Linked DNA regions of Homo sapiens: region 1 is linked to region 2. The links are chromatin loops, found by intact Hi-C in ENCODE. Cell type or tissue: heart right ventricle. All regions are shown on one strand.

Region 1 (8,000 bases), 180 kb before region 2:
ATTAACATAGTTCTCCAGAATATGATTTGGTAAATACTGGTCTCCATGTTTTACACTTCGCTCTTAATGTCCACTACTGACCAAGCTCTTTTTAAGACAGAATTCATCATCTTGGTATGTTGCTTCATACATAGAAGGTATTCACAAGCATTTATTTTATCGAATAGTACCAGCAGATTTTGCTCTGTATATCCAGAATTACAAAGGCCACTTCTCTAAGATCTAGATTGCAGTAGGTTAATTATTGCTTTGTTGACTATCTTTAAACAGATGCAATGGATCCACTCCTCTCTGGGCTCCATATACAGCAGCAAAGTCATCCCTCAGGATCTTTAGCTCCCCCACATCACCCAATGCAGCCTGTCTCTGTGAACAGACAAATGAACCCAGCTAATTTTCCCCAGCTGCAGCAGCAGCAGCAACAACAACAACAGCAGCAGCAGCAGCAGCAGCAGCAACAACAGCAACAGCAGCAACAACAGTTGCAGGCAAGACCCCCACAGCAACATCAGCAGCAACAGCCACAGGGAATTCGACCCCAGTTTACTGCCCCAACTCAGGTGCCTGTTCCTCCAGGCTGGAACCAGCTGCCTTCTGGAGCCCTTCAACCTCCTCCAGCCCAGGGTTCTCTGGGCACAATGACTGCAAACCAAGGGTGGAAGAAGGCTCCCTTGCCCGGCCCAATGCAACAGCAACTCCAGGCAAGACCATCCTTAGCCACGGTACAGACGCCTTCCCACCCTCCCCCTCCATATCCCTTTGGCAGCCAGCAAGCCTCACAAGCCCACACAAACTTTCCTCAGATGAGCAACCCAGGCCAGTTCACAGCTCCTCAGATGAAGAGTTTGCAGGGAGGGCCCTCTAGGGTCCCAACTCCCTTGCAGCAGCCCCACCTCACCAACAAGTCTCCTGCCTCCTCACCCTCCTCCTTCCAGCAGGGATCCCCTGCATCCTCCCCAACGGTTAACCAAACTCAGCAGCAGATGGGACCAAGGCCACCTCAAAATAACCCACTTCCCCAGGGATTTCAGCAGCCTGTCAGCTCTCCGGGTCGGAATCCTATGGTTCAACAGGGAAATGTGCCACCTAACTTCATGGTGATGCAGCAGCAACCACCAAACCAGGGGCCACAGAGTTTACATCCAGGCCTAGGAGGTGAGGAACACTGTAGCTATTTGTGTTGGTAAATTTGCTGGAGCTAGATCTTAGTAGAACTTCAGTTTTTAGAGTTAATGGAGGGAGTGGAGTAAGGATATAATTATTTGGTTTTGTGGATATGGTGGTGACACTTGATATAACTTAAAGTTAACTTGATACGTTATGCAGCATCTTACTGGTTAAATTTAAGCTAGCTCTCTGGACTAAAATTCAGGTAAAATTCAATGTAGAGATGTTCATTTTGTTTTTCAAATTATTTTTGCTTGATCTTGTACTAGTAAATTAAAATGTCCAGAAGAAAAATGCATTTTGTTAACAATTTAAACTTCTCAGTTGCTGAAAAATTAAGATTATGCAATAGAGCAAAATAAAAAGAACAGGGTCTCATTGAAGAAAAGGCCCTTTTAGTTATCAATTTTGATAATCCTAGTTAATAAAATAGTAAGCATGGTACTTGTTAAGTTTGGTTAAAGTATTAAAGGGGAATAAGTTCAGAAATCATTGACTTTTATAGTTTTATAATGCCAATGCCTGCTCCTTAGAGAGGGAATTCCACCAGTTATACCTAAAGGAGATTTATTTATTTATTTTGTAAGGTGCCTCTTGTATGAAGAAAAAGCAATGGAGCTTAATGTGTGAGAGGTAAAACGATTACAGTAAAACTTATCCATCTCCATGTTTATTATTTATTCTTATTAATCATTGATCTAGTGCACATGAATGTGCTTGGAGCTTTTCAGTAAGGTATAGAGTATCAGTAATACTGTCATCTGATAAACATACTCCCCACCAAAAGACACCCATTGCCTACCCAGAAAAAACCCCTTGCATCTTTAGTGCAACATAGCAAAGGCATGTTCCCATGGTTTCTGATGAAGTTAAGTTGCTCATCAGCCTTTTACTCTCTTGTAATTAATTTTGCTGACATGCAGGCTCTAATATTTGAATTGTAAGAAGTTCTTAGAAAATGCAAGGATGTTTCAGCTCCAAATTTCACTGTTCTGGGTATCTACCCCAGATCAGTGGAAGCTGGGTAGTCCCTCCTGCAAATGTGATTACTGATTTAATTACAGTGGGAGCATGCAAATGGGACTTGTCACTGTTAAAGAAAGGACAAATGCATATTTGTCTACTAAGAGTTTTTCAGGACATTGAAAATTTGGCCCTTAAAAAAATAAATGGCCAGGCGCAGTGGCTCACGCCTGTAATCCCAGCACTTTGGGAGGCCAAGGCGGGCAGATAACCTGAGGTCAGGAGTTCGAGACCAGCCTGGCCAACATGGTGAAACCCCGTCTCTACTAAAAATACAAAAATTAGCTGGGTGTGGTGGTGCACACCTGTAATCCCAGCTACTTGGGAGGCTGAGGCAGGGAGGATTGCTTGAACCTGGGAGGAGGAGGTTGCAGTGCGCTGAGATTGCTCCACCACACTCCAGCCTGGGCAACAGAGCGAGACTCCATCTCAAAAAATAAAAATAAAAGTAAATAAATAAATGAATGAATGTAATAAATTTTTAAGTGAGTTTAGGTCTTGATGCTTTCATAGAGCAGATGATATGCTCACCTAGGTGATCTGGCCACATCAAGGCCTGTGTTGTAAATGATAAGTGGGTTCTGAGATTCTCCTTATTACAAGTTTTCTAAAATTAGCCCTTCCAAAAAGGAACTGATACTTGAGAAAGATTCCATTAGAGTATGGTTTTTGGTACCAAACCTGTCAGAATCACAGCAAACCTTATGAGGGGAAAGCATAATGATTTAATACAGCATCACTTTGAAGCTCCCATGAACTGTTTCTAATCTCCTGTCTCTTCCAAAGAGACAAGCGCAATAATGGGGGGAAATTTTCTGCAAAGGAGATTGCCATCAGTTTCCCTCAAAGGAAAAATAATCAATCTATCCTTAATATCAGGACCCATCTCTTTGTTTTATACTATTTCACATCAATTTGTTTGAAATGAGAGAATTTAGCATATTCCTTTGGTGCCTGTGTTAAAATAACTAAAGTTTTGGGGTCCATTGTTAATTACAGAGAAAAGTGAGCCCTCAAACCTTGCTGTGGCGTGGCCTCAGATCACATTTAGGGAGCAGATTGCCATCTTTTCCTTGGCATGTTCTAAGTGTAAGTTTTTTAGTATTTATTTTTCATTTTGACAATGCCTCATATAAGAGATTGTGTTGATTTTTTTAACCATCTTTCCCAACCTTATTATTAAAGATCCTACCAGTGTGACAGAGAGAGCTAAGCCAGTGGAGACTTCATGCAGCTCATCCTTCCTTATTCATTCCATATCTAAGCAAGAGTATAAATTTGCTAGGTAACTGCCTTACTCATTGTTTTCTATTAAGGAATGCCTAAACGCCTCCCACCTGGCTTCTCAGCAGGACAGGCCAATCCGAACTTTATGCAAGGTCAGGTGCCTTCGACCACAGCAACCACCCCTGGGAATTCAGGAGCCCCTCAGCTGCAAGCAAATCAAAATGTCCAGCATGCAGGTTTGTTTTCTGTGATTTGTTTAGCCAGCATTTATTGAGCATTGTGTCGTAGACTTGATAGACAACAGGAGTATACAGATAAGTAATAAGTCTTGGTCTCTCCCCTTAATTTCAAGCCCATAAATAATTATTCTTTCAGGGCAGTAACTTTTGTCAATATATCAAAAGTAGGTAAAATGTCACAGGAACTCAGAAACATCTAAGAGGAGATGGAACTTGAGTTAGAGCAGGAATCAGCAGTATTTTTTTTCTCTGAAGGGGCAGATAGTAAATATTCTTGGCTTTTCAGGTTATATAGTCTCTTGTTGGAGCTACTCAACTTTGTTATGATAGCACAGAAAGTAGCCATAGACAATACATAAACAAACAAGCATGGTAGCATTCCAAACACTTGTTTATTTACAGACCAGCAGAGGGCCATAGTTTGCTGACCCCTGAGTTAGAGCTTGCTCAGGTAGTAAAAGGCAAAAAGGCATTTCTGGCAAATGAAAACCACAGACACAAAGGCATGGAGGCATGTTTGGACAACTGCAACTTTTTAAATCTCTACGTGGTACATGTTAAGCTTTGTTTATGCTGAGTGTCTGAATTCTGGTTTACAGTGTGATATTTTTCAAACTTCATCAGTTCACGTTTACTACCAACAGTGTACTGCAAAAAGAAGAAATTTTGGAGAGGAAATAAGATACAGGGGAATGGCTAAAAAGTATTTGCAAAGCAGTAATGTATAAGCTCAAACTTCATGTTTCTGGTTGCTTAAGGACCACATGACTAATCCTCTTACCCTTTCTCATTGAAGCAGTTTGGACTGAGATAGTGCAACTAGTTTCTGAATTCCCATCCCTCCTGGAGTTAATTTAGTAATGTGACTCCAACTTTAATTGTAAATCACTAAGGAATGAGACAAAAATCTGACTTTTACAAAAAAAGTTCACACTATTTCTGGCAGGGTAACAGAAGGGTAGTGCAAACTGCTTGAATTTCTCTATCTGCTAATGCAAAACTGCATTCCTGAGTTATATGAATTCATGTTTGTTTTTTTTTTATTTTGTTTTGTTTTTTGAGACGGAGTCTTGCTCCGTCGCTCAAGCTGGAGTGCAGTGGCTCAATATCGGCTCACTGCAGCCTCCACCTCCCAGGTTCAAGCAATTCTCTGCCTCAGCCTCCTGAGTAGCTGGGATTACAGGTGCCCGCCACCATGCCTGGCTAATTTTTGTATTTTTAGTAGAGACGGGATTTGACCATGTTGGCCAGGCTGGTCTTTGAACTCCTGACCTCATGATCCACCTGCCTTGGCCTCCCAAAGTGCTGGGATTACAGGCATGAGCCACTGTACCCAGCAAATTCATGTTTTTTTATAGGAAGTTTTAAAACAGGCCAGGTGCGGTGGCTCACGCCTGTAATCCCAGCACTTTGAGAGGCCGAGGCAGGTGGATCACTTGAGATCATGAGTTTGAGACCATCCTGACCAACGTGGTAAAACCCTGTCTCTACTAAAAATACAAAAAACTAGCCGGGTGTGGTGGCGGACGCTTGTAATCCCAGCTACTTAAGAGGCTGAGGCGGGAGGATCACTTGAACCTGGGAGGCAGAGGTTGTTGCAGTGAGCTGAGATCACGCCACTGCACTCCAGCCTGGGCGACAGAGAGAGACTTCATCTCAAAAAAAAAAAAGTATGTTTTAAAACAATGACAAAGTCATTTCTCATTCTTGTACCCTATCACAGCTATTTTGTGTTTTTATATGGTACCTTCCACATGTACATGTTTTTTGTTTGTTTTCTTTGTGTGTGTTTTTTTTTTTTTTTGAGATGGAGTTTTTGCTCTTGTGCCCAAGCTGGAGTGCAGTGGCGCAGTCTCGGCTCACTGCGGCCTCTGCCTCCCAGGTTCAAGCGTTTTTCTGTTTCAGCTTCCCAAGTAGCTGGGATTACATGCCCTGCTATTTTTTTAATTTTTAGTAGAGATGGGGTGTCACCATGTTGGCCAGGCTGGTCTCGAACTCCTGACCTCAGGTGATCCACCCACCTTGGCCTTCTAAAGTGGTGGGATTACAGGCCTGAGCCACTGTGCCCGGCCCACGTGTACATGTTTTGGTTTCCCCATTTATCCTATCTAAAGTAGCTCTACTCTTATCTCTTACTTTCTCTTCTCTCACCCTACTTTCTCTTGTTAGCTTTTACTGCTTCCTGAAAAAATACTTGTCTGTTTGTTAGTTGTGTCTCTTGCCAGTTAGACTGTAGGCTCCAAGGATGCAGGGATTTGGTCTGTCTTGTTTATTGATGTTACCTCAGCACCAAAGTGCCTTCTATGTATCAGGTACTTAATGAATAATTGTCAGTTGAATGAATATACACAGTATATTTATTGTATACAAGCATATACAATGGTCATGGAGTTCCACTTTGAGTTTATAAGGCTGGTTTAGAAAATCTTCCTTAGAGTTCAGGAGAAGTCTGGATAGTGTGAACAAGGTAGTTTGCCCCCTGCCTTCATAGTTGGAGCATGGACTGGCTTCATAACTTCATTGTAGGGGATTTTCTAGTCCCCATTTAAAAGTGAAAAATAAGGCCAAGTGCGGTGGCTCAGCCTGTAATCCCAGCACTTTGGGAGGCCAAGGCGGGTGGATCACCTGAGGTCAGCAGTTCGAGACCAGCCTGACCAACATGCTGAAACCCTGTCTCTACTGAAAATACAAAAATTAGCCGGGTGTGTTGTTGTGCGCTTCTAGTTTCAGCTACTGGGGAGGCTGAGGCATGAAAATCACTTGAACCCAGGAGGTGGAGGTTGCAATGAGCCGAGGTTGCACCAGAGCCAGATTCTGTCTCAAAAACAAAACAACAAAAAAAGTGAAAAATAAAAGGGACAAAATTAACTACAAAGTTATTCAGTTAAACGGGGAGATAATGCAAGTAGCTATAGGAAAATCCCAAAGACCCAGTAAATAAATAAGCACTACAGCAAGGCGGGTAGCAACTTTTGTCTAAGTTAGAAATAGCTGAGAAGACTAAAACATGTGCCACATGATTCACCAGGGACTGCGCAGGAGAGGGTCACTGAGGTTTTATTATTCCTCTATTTGCAGCTTCCAGATGGGTCATCTAGTCAGTTGGCTCCCACCAGAGGCTCAGCTTCCAGATCAAGATTAACTGCTTTTTACCACATCAGGGCAGAGGACACCTGTCCTTGGTGTTATTTTCTTTGAAGTGCAGCATCCACATATCACACACATAGCTTTTGAGAGTCATTATTATTACAGTTTTCCAAGAAGCATTTTTAAATGTCTTCTCATGATTGTTGAGGTTTTCCTAAGAGGACACTTCACATTCTTTTTTTTTTTTTTTTTTTTGAGACGGAGTCTTGCTCTGTCGCCCAGGCTGGACTGCGGACTGCAGTGGCGCAATCTCGGCTCACTGCAAGCTCCGCTTCCCGGGTTCACGCCATTCTCCTGCCTCAGCCTCCCGAGTAGCTGGGACTACAGGCGCCTGCCACCGCGCCCGGCTAATTTTTTGTATTTTTAGTAGAGACGGGGTTTCACCTTGTTAGCCAGGATGGTCTCGATCTCCTGACCTCGTGATCCACCCGCCTCGGCCTCCCAAAGTGCTGGGATTACAGGCGTGAGCCACCGCGCCCGGCCGACACTTCACATTCTTATAGCAGAGTTATTTCAGTAGCCCATAGTGCTTTTTGAATTTAATTTAATTTAATTTTTTGAGACGGGGTTTCACTCTGTCACCAGGCTGGAGTGCAATGGCATGATCTTGGCTCACTTCAACCTCCACCTCCCAGGCTCAAGCAATCCGCCTGCCTCAGCCTCCCAAAGTGCTGGGATTACAGGCATGAACCACCCGAGCCTGGCCACTACAAGTCATTTTAAAACAGTGAGATGCTGCCTTTCTCATTATTTAATCTGAAAGAAAGTAAACTTTCTTGATCTTTGAAACGTTAAATCTTTAAGATACCATATGGGAATGTAGAAACTGTTTCTCCTTCTCTATTATATGGTCATTGGGAATGTAAGCAGTTATCCCACAGCCACATCTTTGTAGTTTAGAAAACTCACAGGAAGTATGTCAACAGCATATTTATGTTGGTCAGTGGATATAAGGGTGATGGATGTCTTTCTGAGTAATGTAACTTGAGTATCTTAATACCAATAAGATAAAAATATTTATTTCTGAAACTGTGACTTTTTTTTTTTTTAAGGTGGTCAAGGAGCTGGTCCTCCTCAAAACCAGATGCAGGTGTCCCACGGGCCGCCAAATATGATGCAGCCCAGCCTCATGGGAATTCATGGCAACATGAACAATCAGCAGGCTGGTACTTCTGGGGTTCCTCAAGTGAACCTCAG
Region 2 (8,000 bases):
CTCAGCCTCCTGAATAGCTGAGATTACAGCCATATGCCACCACACCCGGCTAATTTTTAAATTTTTTGTAGAGATGAGATTTCACTATGTTGCCTAGGCTGGTCTCAAACTCCTGGGCTCAAGCCATCCTCCTGCCTCAGCCTCCCGAAGTGCTAGGATTACAGATGTGAGCCACTGCGCCTGGCCCAGGATTGCCTGCCTTGAGGGGTGGTTGAGATGTGGTGAGGATCACGTGAGAGGATGCAGGAAAAGGACTTTACACAGAGGGAGTTCAGGAGAGGATACCCATTGCTATCACTTATTATTAGGTTAAAATAATAATTGAAACTGCTATTAGTTTAAGTTAACAAGAATAGTCCCAGCCCTTAAGAACTGAAAAGCTCTGTGCAGTTCACAGTTCTCTTCCTGGAAAGAAGTTCATCGCACTATGGGTCTGTAGACCCTGCTGACCATGTTGTTAGAGAAAAAAGGCATCAGCAAGGAGGCACTTCCTGCCTTGCGTCCAATTGTCAGAGGGGCCTCTGGCAAGGGAGGCTGCCTAATTATCCTGCCAAGCAGTCATTTAAGCCCAGTCATAAAGAATGCTGACTTCATTTGTTTTCTTCCTCTGTGGCTCCTAGGGGAAGGCCCAGAGCTGGCAGAGGCAGAGGGGGACTGTTGATGGGAAATGTCTCTGTGGGCTGTTTCCCTAGTGTTTGCCAGGCCCTCCTCACCACCTCTGGGTATTTCTGGGTCCCTGCAGTTTTCTGCTCTGCTACTGGGGCCTGGCCCATGCCTTGTGGATAGCAGAGCCAGCCCCTTCCTGAAGTCCCCTGAGGATTATTTTTGGTTCAAAGGATGGAGTCAGGAGTCTCTAGGGTAGGCCTGGTCCCTGACTCATCTCTCTCTCTCTTTCCCCTGCCCTGCCCCAGGGAGCACCCCATCTTCTTCATGTTTATCCAGATCGCTGTCATCGCCATCTTTAAGTCCTACCCGACAGTGGGGGACGTGGCGCTCTACATGGCCTTCTTCCCCGTGTGGAACCATCTCTACAGATGTGAGTACTCCCGCCTCTGCCACAGATTTGTGTCAGCCTGGGCCTGGATGAGACTGCTGCAGGGAAAAGGAATTCATAGGCATTTACCAGGCACCTGTTATGCTGGCAGCACTAGGAGGGGAGCAGAGGCATGAAGCACAATATCTGCTTCCAGGTGCCGCGGACTTGTGATGATAAAAATAATTGCCATTTATTGAGCACTTACTGTGTACCTGGCCACTGTGGCTCTCACAGTGTTACATGCATTAATTAGCTCATTTGATCTTCACACCAGCCTTTGAGGTAAGTATCCACGTTTTGCAGATGAGAAAACTGAGGTACAGAAAGGTAGAGCCACTCATTCAAAGTCACGTGACTTCTAATTAGAAGAGCCGGGATTGGAATCCAGATCTGTGAACCCCTACCCAGTGCTGTCCAGCAGGGCTTTATGATGATGAAAAAGTCCTCTGTCTGCACAGTTCAATAGGGTAACTAGCCACTTGTGTGCCTGAGAACCTGAATTTTTAATTTAAATTTCAGAAGCCACATGTAGCTAGGCTACCATACTAGACAGCAGAACTCTATGCCCTGGGCTTTGAACCATTCCCCAGCGCTGCACCCAAAGGTTACTAGAAGGCAGAGGGGCAAAGTTAGACTTCCCTGCCCACTGTGACAACCCCTCTAAGCTCTAACCATCCCCTCTTCAGAGGTGGCTTAGTGGTGACCTATCTGTGCTGCCTAGGCCCCCAGTGCTCTTAGCCCTCTATGGTGGGTTCTTTTCATTGTTTGGGGGCTCCGTCAGGGTAGATATCACAACTCATTCACCTTTGTGTCCCCAGCACTCAGGACTGAAGCTGACACATAGAAGACCTTGCAAACATTTGTGGAGCGGGTTTTTAAACCTCCCCAATAAAGAGGCAGTGTCAGTGGCCCAGCACCACCTGATTCTCTAAACGAGGCATGGAAGGGAGCTGTTGAACTTTCCTTGCCTGCTGTGGGTGTCCAGCAAGGTGTCAAGAATGAACTAGGGAGTGCAGGCTTCAGAGGAAGTGAATCTTTGTTGTTGTTTTGGGTGTCAACCAGGAAGTGAAACTGACTAGCTGTGGGAAGCAGCCTACCTATAGGAGTGTGCCTCTGAGTGAAGGTAAACAGTGGTGTGGGCAGCTGAGCCAGGGCTACGCCTGCAGGTGATGGCCTAGTGGGGCTGTGACCCATCTGGCCTGACTGGGAGGAGGAAGCAGTGTCTTCTGTGGTGACATCCTCTCTGCACAGACAAGAGTCACCCAGTCCAGCAGGTTGAGAGTCAGCTTGGGGCCCCTCGGCAGAGTGGCCAGTGACAAACCATGAGACCACCAAAACATGGACATGCCTCAGTTTGTGATAGTGGATTTCAAGAATGTAGAATGGATTTTTGTGGTTGCCCATCCCACACTGGGCACTCTTTCTCTCTCAGTGACTGTCTTTCATCCCATTTGCTGAGCAGTCTGGAGAGTCACTTGACTCCGATTCCTGGCATTGCCATTACGAGCCCCATGTGTTCTTAGGCACATCATTTAACCTTTCTGAGCATCTGATTTTTCCATTAATCAAATAAAGAAAATAACTCATGAGTGTGTTAAGTTTGAGAAAGAATATCTGTAAATAGCACTGCAGTTAGTATCGTGAGTAATAATTATGCAGGGGAGTCTCTCACATAGTTCCGTGATCAGAGCTTCGGGCTTGGTAGCCAGAGTCATCAGAATAAACATATTTTTCAAGACGAATAAACTATTTTATGCCCTCTGGGGTGAGGAGGCACAAAGAAGAAGGATGGGGTTTCCAGAAACCTGAATGATCTAATAGTTGCTTTTGCTGGCTGGCAGGGCACATAGTCTGCAGGTTCAGGTTGTCTGAAGATCCTGCAGAGAACAGTAGCTGTCCACCTTTGCTTCACTGCTCCTGCAGCAGGGAGTACACGTGCTTGGAGAACCTGCTTGGGGCTTGACAACTGTGAATCATTATTAGCTGGGAGCAGCATCAGCCCTGGTCCTTAGGACCTATGAGTGGGATGTATGTGTTGAGACGTGTTTAAGCCTACGTTGAATATATTTAATGTGGCTAGGAATTCCATTTAAACATTAGCTGTCAGCGCTAACATGCATGCTCCCACATTCACCTTTCTGTTTTCCTGTGCAGTGGAGAGGAGAAAAGGAACGTGGCCCCTCCCTGAGTGTAGGTCCCAGACGCTGGACTCTCTGGAGCTTGGATGAGTCATACAGACGCACAATTGTGGTGTTAGGGAACAGCCTGCTGGCAGAACCCATGCCAGCCTGCATGGTACAGCAGAAGGAGCCAGTTACCAAAGGGCTGGATTTGTGTGTGTGTTTGTTTTGTTTTTATTACTATTGTATAGCGATAAAAGAATGTTGATAGATATACATATAAAGAATCATGATAAAATATATTCCCACGTGTTTTGGCACCTCGTTTAAGAAAGGGAATATCACCATGGCCTTTGAAGTCCCCAAATCCCCCCTGTTCCCCTTCTGATTGGACTGGATTTTTCAGGTGAGATTTTCTTTCCGAATGCCTGAGGCTCTGAAGGGAAAGTGGCTTGCCTGAAGTTCCAGTTCATCAATCATGGTGCCAGAGATTGGATAAGCCACCCAGTGAATGTGGTGGGGAACCTGATTCCATCTGGCCTCGCAAGTCTGATGAAGGGTGAAGCCTTTCACCTTGTTAGGCCCTGGTCACCTCTGACGCTTTCTGATGCCTGGAACAAGCTGTCCCGTACCCCAGGTCTCCAGCTCCATCTGCTCTGGCATATATAGCTTTAATCTTCTGGCCTGTCAGCCAGCAAGAGTGAATAGCAGCTCCCCATTCCTGCAGAGGTCACCACAGGCCAGAAGCCAACTGCATGCTGGTGATGGTTCTCTAGCCGCATGGGAATGTATCTTTGCAGCCCTTCGAGATAGCACCCAGAGGCTGCCAGTGAGCTTCTCTCGTCTCTTTGCACTTGGTTTCCTTCCTGTCACCCTGTCTGAAATCTGTGTCCCTGGCTGGAGGCACAGAACAAGAACCACCTGGTCTGGCAGGCTGCAAACATTTTATTTTGGGAATAGTCTGTATTCTTTTCAGCAAAATAATTTCCAGGGGATCAGAAAGAACCACTGAGAAATGTACATAGTGATGTTGGGTTAGAGGAGTGGGAAGCATTTGTTCTCCTTCTTGAGGTAGTAACATGGTTTAATAATAATAGTAATTCTCAGTGAAAACGTCCCTTTGCAAGACTCCTTGTTCCTGGGAGGTCTCAGGAGGCTTGAGTCAGGGTTTTGGCCTCTCATCTTTGAAAACCCAGAATTGAGAAACTTCAGATTAGAAAAGAGGATCTTGCAAGCCCTCCAGGCCAGTGTCCAAATTGTGGGATTTCTTAGACCACTAATGTTTCAATAAACTCGGGTGACAGATTGCCAGCTTTTTATTTTGCTGAAGACATTAAAACAATCAACTACCAGCCATTCTTCCCCATGTTATAAAATGAAGGACTTTTTAATGACAACAACAAAATGATACCTATCATTTCTCAATAAAGAATGAACTGTAACTTGAAAACATTCAGCTTTACAAAGAACTGTGAACTACCGTGTCCTGATTATTCTCCTTTTGACACAGTTGGGTGGCATCTCTGTTGCAGACTGTAAGGGGCTGCAGCTGTAATCCAGTGGTTCGCAGCCTCGACTGCATATTGGAATTACCTGGGAAGCTTTTAAAACCTCATATGGATGCCTGAACCCCACCCTAGAGACTTTGACTAGTCTGAGGGCTCTCCGTGTGATTTCATTTTGTTTTGTTTGTTTGTTTGTTTGTTTGTTTTGAGACAGAGTCTTGCTCTGTTGCTCAGGCTGGAGTGCAGTGGTGCAATCTCGGCTCACTGCAACCTCTGCCTCTCCACTTCCAGCAATTCTCGTGCCTCAGCCTCCTGAGTAGCTGGGATTATAGGCACCCGCCACCATGCCTGGCTAATTTTTGTATTTTTAGTAGAGACGGGTTTTTGCCACGTTGGCCAGGCTGGTTTCGAACTCTTGACCTCAGGTGATCTACCTGCCTCAGCCTCCCAAAGTGCTGGGATTACAGGCGTGAGCCACCATACCCGGCCGTGATTTTGTTTTGTAGCGGGAGTTGAGAATCATCTGTATCATCTAGGCCCCTTGCAATGCATGAGCCCCCAGTATAGCATCTCTACTAAGTTGTACAACTAATATAAATGGCCTAAATGTTTGGGAGTTTCTCCACCCTTTAAGTCTCTCAAAACTGTCACTTGGGAGAAGGGATTTCCTGAAGGTCAGTATCAGAGAAGAGAAGGGAACTTCCATTCATTAAGTGTCTGCTGGGAACCAGGCACAGTGCTAAGTTCTTTTTAAAAAGGTATTCTTTTAATTATTTTAAATGATATTTATTAGTTTTTAAAAATATGATAAAGATAAAGAAAAGTAACAGACAATCCTCCTGTGTGATAACCCCTAGAGAGTTAAAACGGGGGAAAAAGTACAGTGTGGTAGGCAGGGTAGTAGCCCTCCCCTCACAAAGATGTCCACGTTGTAATCCCCAGAACCTGTGAAGACATCGCCTTACATGGCAAAGGGACTTTAAGACCTTGGGAGGGGAGATTATCCTGGACAATCCAGGTGGCCCCAGTGTAATCACAAGTGTCCCTCAAAGTGGAAGAGGTGGAGGTGGGGGGAATATGGGAAATCTTCTGCCCAATTTTGCTGTGAAACTAAAACTTCCCTAAAAAATAAAGTCCACTGGGCTTCTTTGTGCATGCCTGTAGTTCCAGCTACTCAGGAGGCTGAGACAGGAGGATCCCTGGAGCCCAGGAATTCGAGGCTTCAGTGAGATATGATCCAGCCACTCCACTCCAGCTTGGGCAATGTAGTGAGATTCCATCTCAAAATAAATAGTCTATTTTAAAAAAAAGATGGAAGAGGGAGGCAGAAGAGAAGGTCTGAGTGATGCAATGTGAGAAGGCCTCAATCCACCATTGCTGGATTTGCAGCTGGAAGGGGGTCATGAACCAAGGAATGCAGGGGGCCTCTGGGTGCTGGAAAAGGCAAGCAAGGGGTTCTCCTCTAGAGATTTTAGCCTGTGAGACCCATTTTGGAACTTCTGACCTCCAGAACTGTTTAATAATAAAGAATATTATTTAAATCACTAAGTTTGTGGGAATTTGCTATAGTAGCAATGGAAAACTAATGTAGCCAGTGATATATCTGTGTCATTTTTTCACATGTCATCTTGTTTACCAAATGAAGTGTGCATTTTAGCCCCATTTTATTTTTATTTTTAAACATTTTTTATTTTTAAATTTTAAAATTTTTTTAGAGATGGGCTCTCACTATGTTGCCCAGGCTGGTCTTGAACTCCTGGGCTCAAGCAATCTTCCTACCTCAGCCTCCCAAAGTGCTGGGATTACAGGCATGATCCACCATGCCCACCCTAATTTTTAATTTTTATAAGTACATACTAGGTGTGTAGCCTCAGTTTACAGATGAGGAAGCTGAGGTCTAGAGAAACTTGCTAATAAATGCAGAGCAGGATTTTAACCAAGGTCTGTACCCGGCTGCCATGCTACACTCCTGTTTGGCTGAAGCCAGCCAGCCTGTCTGCCTCTGGATCACCCTTGAGTAGCAGGTCCTTCCTGAGACCTCAGGGAGAGCTTTCTTCCTGGTGGGATTCGGCATTCCCTTAGAGGCAAGGAGTGAGAGACGGTGTCAAAAAGAGGTCCTTTATCATCTAAGGGAGAGTTGGGAATGTTTGAAGAGCGAGGCAGGGGTCCTAAGACACCAGTTAAGGAGAATGGAAAACGTGTTCCTAAGACCCAGGACTGTGGCACCATGGAGACCCACAGTGGGGCTCTAATCGTCACGGTTCATGCTGGGGTTCCCACCCATAATCCCACATGGCCAGATGGCACCCTGCTTGGGGAGAGGGATACTCTTGGACCCTCCAAGATTAGGAGGTGAGGGGAATATCTTCCTGAAATGCCCTGTTTGGTGCCCCGAGGCACTCATGGCATTTCTAACTATAGCTGGTCTTCAGCCAGCCAAGCCCACAGTGGGAGGAAATAATCGAAATCCAGGAGCTACCACCAGCTGTGGGCATGGGGAGCCATTGACTGAGGAGTCTGGGGTTTGCTTCTTGGCACCCCAGTACCTCTGGGGGTGCTCTGCCTTTGAGCTACATGATGCTCACCTTGGGCCTCTCCATTCAGGGGGGCCATTGCAGCAGGGAAAGCATGCCAGAGAGAGCGTGTCAGGCTAACTGTAACCCTCTGTCTTTGCAGTCCTGAGAAACATCTTTGTCCTCACCTGCATCATCATCGTCTGTTCCCTGCTCTTCCCTGTCCTGTGGCACCTCTGGATTTATGCAGGAAGTGCCAACTCTAATTTCTTTTATGCCATCACACTGACCTTCAACGTTGGGCAGGTAAGAGGGACAGCATGGGGGTCAGCTTGGGGACAGGAATTCATTTTGCAGCCTCAAGCATTCAACGATGGCCTTGGATTCTGCATACCGGGGGGTGCAGACGTGAAGGAGGCACAGTTACTCCCCTCAAGTAGCTCCCAGTCAGTGAGGACGGGGAAGTAAGAGCAGTGTAAGGCTGAACCTGGCAGATATGTATTGGGCACCACACTGAACCATAGCCATGCTGTATTCTCAGCAAGCCTAGGAGACAGGGCATGTTAGCCCTACTTTACAAATGAGGGACAGAGGCTTGCAGAGGTCCTCTCTTCTCGAAGGTCATTGGAGGAGCCAAGAACAAAATTCACATAAGGCTTGATTTCTGAGGCACCCCTTTCTGTAATGGTGCCTGTGGTTCCAGCACCCATAGGGAGTAGATAGAGTGAGGGGGAGAGGGCAAGGCAAGGGGAGGAGAGGCTCTGCGGACTCTCGGGACAGCAGGAACAAAGGCAGGCAGAGGAGAAGGGGGCCGGTCTGGCTGTTG

The links. Peaks named below come from ENCODE experiments on the same cell type or tissue, not always from the same donor. Only the 100,000 strongest peaks of a DNase experiment are listed, where the experiment ranks them.
Region 1: it touches region 2 in a loop (3-fold over the local background); 47 of 110 quality-filtered maps call a loop at or near these places.

Annotation. Positions count from the first base shown.
Region 1 is chr20:34,750,375-34,758,374 of GRCh38, reverse strand. It overlaps NCOA6 (nuclear receptor coactivator 6), which reads left to right. Exons shown (of 15, transcript NM_014071.5): 7 at 271-1,155; 8 at 3,507-3,653; 9 at 7,856-8,000. Among named protein-coding and RNA genes, the nearest start is that of TP53INP2, 50 kb to the right of the region's middle. In heart right ventricle, a CTCF peak has its summit at 4,056 (motif pointing right); no DNase peak of the experiment used is centred here.
Region 2 is chr20:34,574,584-34,582,583 of GRCh38, reverse strand. PIGU (phosphatidylinositol glycan anchor biosynthesis class U) reads left to right here. Exons shown (of 12, transcript NM_080476.5): 10 at 912-1,036; 11 at 7,338-7,480. Among named protein-coding and RNA genes, the nearest start is that of MAP1LC3A, 20 kb to the right of the region's middle. In heart right ventricle, a CTCF peak has its summit at 3,325; DNase peaks (open chromatin) are centred at 603, 3,273, 3,873, 4,333 and 2 weaker places; H3K27ac peaks cover 4,638 bases.